Linked DNA regions of Homo sapiens: region 2 is linked to region 1. A link is an interaction called in ENCODE POLR2A ChIA-PET data of the cell type or tissue named here. Cell type or tissue: A673. All regions are shown on one strand.

The links. ChIA-PET counts read pairs that join two places held together with the same protein. Peaks named below come from ENCODE experiments on the same cell type or tissue, not always from the same donor. Only the 100,000 strongest peaks of a DNase experiment are listed, where the experiment ranks them.
Region 2: POLR2A ChIA-PET joins it to region 1 with 5 read pairs; 2 of 35 experiments call an interaction of 5 or more read pairs at or near these places.

The regions. Positions count from the first base shown.
Region 1 is chr6:101,929,853-101,933,852 of GRCh38, forward strand. All of the region lies in intron 14 of GRIK2 (glutamate ionotropic receptor kainate type subunit 2), which reads left to right. Among named protein-coding and RNA genes, the nearest start is that of GRIK2, 540 kb to the left of the region's middle. In A673, no CTCF peak of the experiment used is centred here; DNase peaks (open chromatin) are centred at 379, 1,019, 2,099 and 3,069; H3K4me3 peaks cover 4,000 bases; H3K27ac peaks cover 4,000 bases.
Region 2 is chr6:102,054,608-102,058,607 of GRCh38, forward strand. It overlaps GRIK2 (glutamate ionotropic receptor kainate type subunit 2), which reads left to right. Exons shown (of 17, transcript NM_021956.5): 16 at 723-973. Among named protein-coding and RNA genes, the nearest start is that of GRIK2, 660 kb to the left of the region's middle. In A673, no CTCF peak of the experiment used is centred here; no DNase peak of the experiment used is centred here; H3K27ac peaks cover 3,827 bases.

The DNA of each region.
Region 1 (4,000 bases):
TCACATTTACTTGGAAAATCACTGTTATTTAATCAAATTTATTGAATAATCAAATATAAGCAAAACAATACGTTCAGTATGGTCCTATTTGACTATATTAATTGCGATGGATCAGTTTTTCTTAATTGAATATTGAGAATTTATAAGATTTCCTTTCTTATCAAACGTGTTAATATTTTTGTGTTTTTATAAAGAAATAAGCTGCTAGGCCAGGCACGTTGGCTCGTGCCTGTAATCTCAGCACTCTGGGAGGCCAAGGTGGGTGGATCACTTGATCCCAGGAGGTTGAGACCAGCCTCCATAACATGGCAAAATTCTGTCTCTACAAACAGCCCAAAAATTAGTGTGGTGTGGTGGCATGCACCTGTATTCCCAGCTACTTGGGAGGCTGAGGCTGGAGAATCACTTGAGCCGGGGAGGCAGAGGTTGTAGTGAGCTAAGATGGCGACATAGCACTCCAGCTTGGGCAACTGGAGTGCAATCCTGTCTCAAAAAAAAAAAATAAAATAAAATAAAATAAATAAGTCGCTGAAATTGCTAAACGTGCGTTGTTAGTGTCAACAACTTGAAGGAAGTGAATGCGTGATGCATTTAATTTATTCCAATATCCAAGTGACTTTTGAATTGAATTTGTAAAATATAATAATACAACCTATTGTACCTAACACAAAAATTTGACACCAGAAGTGTTTATTTCTGGTTCATAAACATTTCCGTTTTAATTTTATTTTTTCCAGAAGACTCAAATATTTTGTTTTAAAGTTCAAATATACTAGTAGCAAAGTTCATTTTTGAAAAATCAGTTACCAAACATATGTATTTTTTCTTTATAAAATTTTTATTTTTAAGCTTATTTTCTTAATTCTTTGTCTTTTCATTCTTTCGTTCTTTTTTTAATAGTTCAATTGCTTTCTGCTATGCAATTTTTGCCTACTTTCACTTTTCCTTGCTACTGACTTTTCTTCTTACTCTTTTTTATCTCTTGTTTTTCTCTCAAACACGAGTGCCTCTAGCACCTTGAGAAAGTCGACACGACACAGCTTTCTATTTCCAACAGCACATATATTATTTCTTTAGAATTGTATTTGGAATGTACACAAGTCACAATAAAAACCACACAGTGATAATTACTAAGTTGACAACTACCTTATGTTGCTAATATTATCACATGCTGAGTTCTATTTTCCTACTGAAACTAGGAAAAGAAAATTAGAACTCACAAGACTACATTAAATGTTGATATTTTTGGTATTTTAATGTAGCCTTAAAAGATTCCAATTTCAATTTCATGTTTTCACTTTTTAAGTGTATAGTTATTCCAGCTATGGTAAGAAATTTAAAAAAAATTCTAGCAGTCTGGAATTCAAAAACTACCTACTCATTTTGAAACTGTACAGTGAACCAGAGACTATTTTGTAGTGTATTTACATTTTATACAATTCTTTCATTTTTCATTTAACAGCCACACATACAAACACTCTAGGAAGCATCCCTAAGACATTGACTTCTAAAGGAATCTCTATCTTGTTTTTACTAATTTAGCAAGACCTTGCTGTTAACTAATTGTTCTGGAATACTTCCTTCCAGAAAATTATTATAAAAAACGATACAGTTTTGTTACTACTAGCAAGAAGAGCTGGCTCCAGATATCTGGTGTTAAAGGGTGTAAATCCTCAGCATTGCAAAGACATAGCAGAGTTACATAGCTGTTCTTCAACATCGAATAATTCCATTTCCAAAGACCATGATTGATTTTGTTCACTGAGCTCAAGGTGCTCAAAGCATATTATCTTCAAGAAAAATTCTTCCTTCTTTTTTCTATATCCATTACACACCACACAGACTCTCCTCAGAGATAAATGTAAAGCCATGACTGGAAAAAATAATTCAAAATAGGAGATAGTGGTTCTCACATTATTTTCATGTAAGCAATAGAAAACTGCATGGTATCACCAATATGTTCTTAATCATATTTAGATAGTAAAATGGATGACAGTCCAAGAATTTTATTAAGAAACATTAAAGGAGGAGTCAAAACCTACTTGGAATCTGGGAATTTAGTGTACTAGAACTGAAGTTTCACCCCCGGGCTAACCATTATGCAACATGTTACCAAGCAACAGGAACATTCTTTTCTCCCTGAAGTATAAAGGCTAGGAGAATGGAAGCCTATACATTATAGGATCAAAAATCACTCAGCTATAGCCTGTAGGTGTTATGGCTTTTTTTGAGAATGCTTGTATTTTTGAAGTGAGTCACATGTTTTACAAAATGATACCGAGTGCCCTTGTTTCTATGAAATCCATGACTCAAGTTTTCCAGTTTTTAGAAATTATTTGTCTGGATTTGGCCTACCTGAAATCTCTGACTTTATTATGTGCACTAATACATATGTCCATCTAAAAGATATAGTATCAAAGGAAGAAACATGTGCTCTTTTGTATGGTCATTAAACAAAATGTTGGCACATATTTTAAAAATGTAAGCTCCATCCAAATTGATGTATTCCTAGTCCTGTGTTGCATTCTATACCTTTACATCTCTTTCTCTAATGCCCATTATGCTCTTTTTTCATCCCCATCCACCTCTACCAACCTAATTGGTTATATTCTCTTTATTCCTTAGATTCTAATCTATACATCACTTATTCCAGGGAAACTCTCCTGACCCTTTTCATACCAAAATCTACCCAGTCTGGGTACAGTGCTCCTCTTTTACATTCTTTGAAGTTTTTTTTTTTTAAACTTACATTATTGTTAAATTACTAATCCAAGATATGTTTTCTTGGTTCCTGTATGTTTCCATACTCTACTGCACAGCAGGAGAATAGGGATTGAATGAATCTATATCATTCATTTTTGTATCTCTAGTTCTTGGCACTGAACTTACATGTCTTGAGCTTGTGTTAATTATTAATTGCCACCAGAATATTGCTTAACAAACAGCCAAAAACTTAGTGACATGTAACATAAACCTTTATTTATCTTCCAAGTCAGCTGTCCTTCTCACAGAAACTTGAGAGCCCAAGTTTCTACATTTACAGACTCAGTTCCTTCTACACCAGGGTGACAGTGCTTTTACCAGTACAATTTCTTCTTAACCTTTAAATGTGTCTAACTGAATCTACTTATACTGTAAAAGCCACACACGCCGTTCTTTTAAAGGCATGCCTCTCTTCAGACTGAATCGTTGCTACTTTGGGCTAGAGGATCTTTATCCAAATGAGAAAATCTACAAGGTATTGCCTTGACTTTTTTAGAGGTTCTAAGAAAGCATCTAAGGCATCACGCTTAATTTGATTCTTAATTAAGCCTTGTGGCCACGTTGAGAAAATTTTAAGAACTTTCGCTGGCAGAAGATTAGAAATACGTTTGTTATCCAACCATGCAAGTTTTATCCCCTCTACATCACCTCTAAATTCAGCTTGCAAAGTGGTCAGTACTTTTAAATTTTCTTTTCCTCTCCTCCTCTTCCTCCTCTTTTTCCTTCTCCATCTCCTTGCTGTTGTACTGATTACTCGTCTATCTCTTTCTTGTCCTACCTTACATGTAGCTAAAACTAGCCAGCTGATACTTTGAACATTTTGTCATTTTGTTTGGCTATCTTTTGGCTAAATCCAAAAGATTATTAGTTCATTTTCTATCTTTCAAGTCACTACAACTACAACGTGTAATTAAAAATAATATTTTCCCCTGTATTCATGGATTCCTATTTTCCCAGCCTCCCCAAATGATGATTTGATTATTATCTGCTATGTGTGCCCTAAATCAATGCCACAGCTTTTCTTTATTGCAGCACCTTGTTACTTTTGTCAAATTCCACACAGTTATCCATTGGCACAATGAATTTTACATTTACTGATGGAAAACATATGACAGAGGCTTTCAGGTATAACGTGATTATGTGCAAAATTTTATTATTCTACAGGGCAGTCAAAGGTTTATTCAAAACATAGAGCCCTCTATAGCTTTCCTATTTTAATTATCTGTTAAAAGTCATT
Region 2 (4,000 bases), 120 kb after region 1:
ATACGTTTTATTTATATTGTTGCCTCCACTGGAAAAAAACAAAATAAAACCTTGTCTCCTATAAAATAAATTGATAAAGGAACAACGCCCCAAATGTTTACAATACGTGGCTGTATGCCCCTTGATTTATAAAGTAAATCACCATAATGATTTTTAAATTATCTAAGTCCATACAACCTGTGACTTCTGTTATGCACATCACATAACAGATACTAGTGACTGCCCATTATCTGCTAAGTAAAAGATACCATTGAATACAGCTTATTAGTAATTATTCCCTTAAATTACTGCATTTAATCTTTGGAAACACCAATTTTTCACAACTTTTCTGGTCTAAAAATAGAGATAGCTGTTTTATCAGTGCTCTGGTTTCAGTGTAGAATAAATTGTAGATATGAATGAAACATCTTTGCACTCTATCCGTTTTCCTTTGTGGATTCTTTCTTACTGTTTTACAATGCTGTAAGCTGAGTCCACCTTTTAGGAGACATATTCTTTCTTAAAACAAAATTCATTTAATTCCTCAATATCTAGCAAGGCTATCCATTTTAATGATCTTGTTAAACGTCTATGTGTTTTTTCCAGTTGTTTTTCTCTTCTGAAAAAACATTGGCACACTTTGAAGCATTTTGAAAAATCTCTGCCCTCCTCTCATCTTGCTAACCTTTAATTATGAAATTTCAGGTTCCTTGAAATACTTAACATAACCTCTCCTTTCTTAGGTTCTCCATATCGAGACAAAATTACCATAGCAATTCTTCAGCTGCAAGAGGAAGGCAAACTGCATATGATGAAGGAGAAATGGTGGAGGGGCAATGGTTGCCCAGAAGAGGAGAGCAAAGAGGCCAGTGCCCTGGGGGTTCAGAATATTGGTGGCATCTTCATTGTTCTGGCAGCCGGCTTGGTGCTTTCAGTTTTTGTGGCAGTGGGAGAATTTTTATACAAATCCAAAAAAAACGCTCAATTGGAAAAGGTAAATGTTACTTGTTTCAGTTTAAATTTAAAACAATTTTTGTTGTTACAATAAAACACAAACCAAAAGAGTTTTTATGTTACCAACTAATGATAATGCATAGAACTATTGCTCTAAATTGTCTTATGTCATTCATTACATAACAAAATATTATATTTTGTGAAATTTCACAGAAAGACTCATGGTCACCTTTATGATTTTTTATTTAATTTTAATATGTTTAATTGTAGCCAGCTTCAGGAAAAATAGCTATTTCTACTCTTATTACAGACTTAAAAAATAAACTTTTGTTGTTTGAATTTCATCGTGGTATATGATGAGATACAGTTAATTAAGTGAGTAAAAATTAGAAACTAATATGAAAGAAAAAATACTCTGCAGATTAAAAATGAGGTTTTATATACAATATGGGTTAACAGTTTCAAGTTAGAGAGTAAGTTTTTATCTGAATAGCTTTAGTCCAATAAATTTCTAGTTTAAGAAAGATATTAGCTTTCACTGGAGAAATTACAGTTAATTTTCTACATTAATGAGTGTGTGAAAATAGTATAGTTTCTTTTTGCCATTTAATAGTATTCTTAATCAGTTCTTTGTTTTTTTGTACCAGAGTCCTTCTAAAAATATGTATAAACTTCAAAAATATTGAGGCTATTGCTATATTTTGCATTTGAATGCAGTCATTTGTATAAATGCTTTTTGTATTATCCTTGAAAAGTTTGTCACCTCATTCAGATTCTATATTTCTAGTGCTATAATTTCCTCATTTTTATAAATATGATGAAGACTAGGAAAATAACTCTTTCAGATGCTACATGATACTTTTTGTATGCAAATTCATTGCTCTGGATATGACAAAACCAACAGTTTAAAGTCTTCTAGTACATTATTTAATCTTTTGTATGTAAACATCTCTTTTGTTTTTGAAGAAACTCACAATATTTTAGACTTAACTTTAACCACTGTGGCAGAGTGAGATGATATAATCTTTAATATTTAAGAGGTTTATGAACTTTAGTTGGTAAATACAAAGAGCGAAAAAGAGGTATTTTGAAAATAATGCCATACAGGAATACCAGGTAAATATTTTTTCTAATATTCTTTGAAGTGTTTGTACCTTTAGAAATATTTTTGAAAATAAAAATGCTCCTTTATCTCTAATAACTTATGTCATAATTATTTATCCTTCCTGGAATCAGAATTTTGGATACAGTATTTGTACATTTTTGCTTGATTACAGTACTTGACACTGAGGAATGTTATCATAAATGTATATTTTTATAACCCCATTTTGTCTATGACTGAAATAACAAATTAAAGTTTTTGAAGAATTCAGAAAATAACATGATTTGTTTTCACAACACATTCAGGTTGTTATTTATGCTTGCTTGGCTAACTCAAATATTGGTTGCATTTGTGTGTCTAAGTACACTTTTTATGTTATAATCATTTTTAAAGTGTCAAAATGAACTTTGAAACTAAATCTAAAGAGCTAACCAAAGAAGAAATATTAACTCATTAATTATCATTTCAGGTTTAATTTGTCAGTAAATGTGGTATTTAAGGCATTAATGTGTAATATAAGAATGAAAATCATAGAATAAATATGGGTTTTCTACTTGGAACCTCAAATAATCCATATGTAATAATTTTCTTTAAGTTATAGCTCAGTATTAAAGTAAAACGAATTAGTCTCTTGATGATATGTGGTATTCTATTGTGCTTACCTCTATGTGTCCCATTCATTTGATTTAGCTAGGCCGTATCTTTAGTGCAGTTTTGTTTTACAAGTATCTGGTTAAAACAAAAACAAATGATGCGAGGATTTAATTTTGTAACGTATCGTGCTTCATTGTTATTACGAACACGTTTAGTTGAATTTTTCAGATATTACCCAGATCTCTTGACATTCTATGGATCTATATGATCCTCTAAAAATTAGAAAAATAAAATTAATGTACCTTTTCAAACGGAAACAATGAAGCATTAACATTGCACTAGAAAGAAATAACTGAGTGGATATTACATGAGCATTATAGTCACTTCACAATGCTTTGCACACTGTTTCTACATAGCTGCCACAAAGAAATCCAAATTCCTTAGGTTAGCAGATGAGACCCTTTCACACCTGTCCCTGTCCACTGCTGTAGCTTTATCTTTTGCTCCTCTCCAATTTGCACCTTTACTACAGCCACACTACATTTTAACTCTCAATTTCCCAAGTTTATACTCTCCCTTTTGACTGGAGTAAATCTTGTCTATTATTTTACCTTGCAAACTCTCACAAACATTTTATATTAGGCACTTAAAATGAGACATTAACTTGCCCAGAAAGCTTTCCCTAATCAAAAGGTATAATGGGTTTGGGCACAGAGCATAGCTTGTTTCTAAGAAGTGGAAGTAGATTTTCATTTCCTATTGCAATGAAAAAAAATGTGACTCATATATCTCATCTTTATACTTAGTTTATTTCAGGTACTGTCATAATCTAAAAACATGTATCTCCTTTTGAGAAAGCTGGGAAGGTATTTTGCTCATTTCAAACCATTTTCAGCATTAAGTCTAGATATCTTCACGCTGCGAACCCCTAAGCACATCTCCATTATCCCATTAACAGTATTGTATTCTTGTTTGTTGGCTTCTGTGTATGGGTGCCTTTTCACATATTAAATTCTTCTTGCTGTTAGGACAAATACCTAGTATTTTTTGTTTGTATCTCCAAGGCCTCAATTAGTGCCTGGTGGCATAATATCTATCTACCTATCTATCTATTTGTCTATCTATTTACCTACCTACCTATCTACCTATCATTTAAATTAAGAATGAAGTTGATTGCAGTAACTTTTTAAGAAAAGTATCATAAAGAAACAAATTATTTTTCTATACAATTCAAAATAGTAAATTAAATAATTATGGATTTAATGGAAATGATTCATTTTATTTATTCTGATAAATTAGGTTCTTGGGCTCAGTTCTTCATTTTTCTTAAGAAAATTTAGGTTGGTCTATATGATCTATATGGCTGTTTAA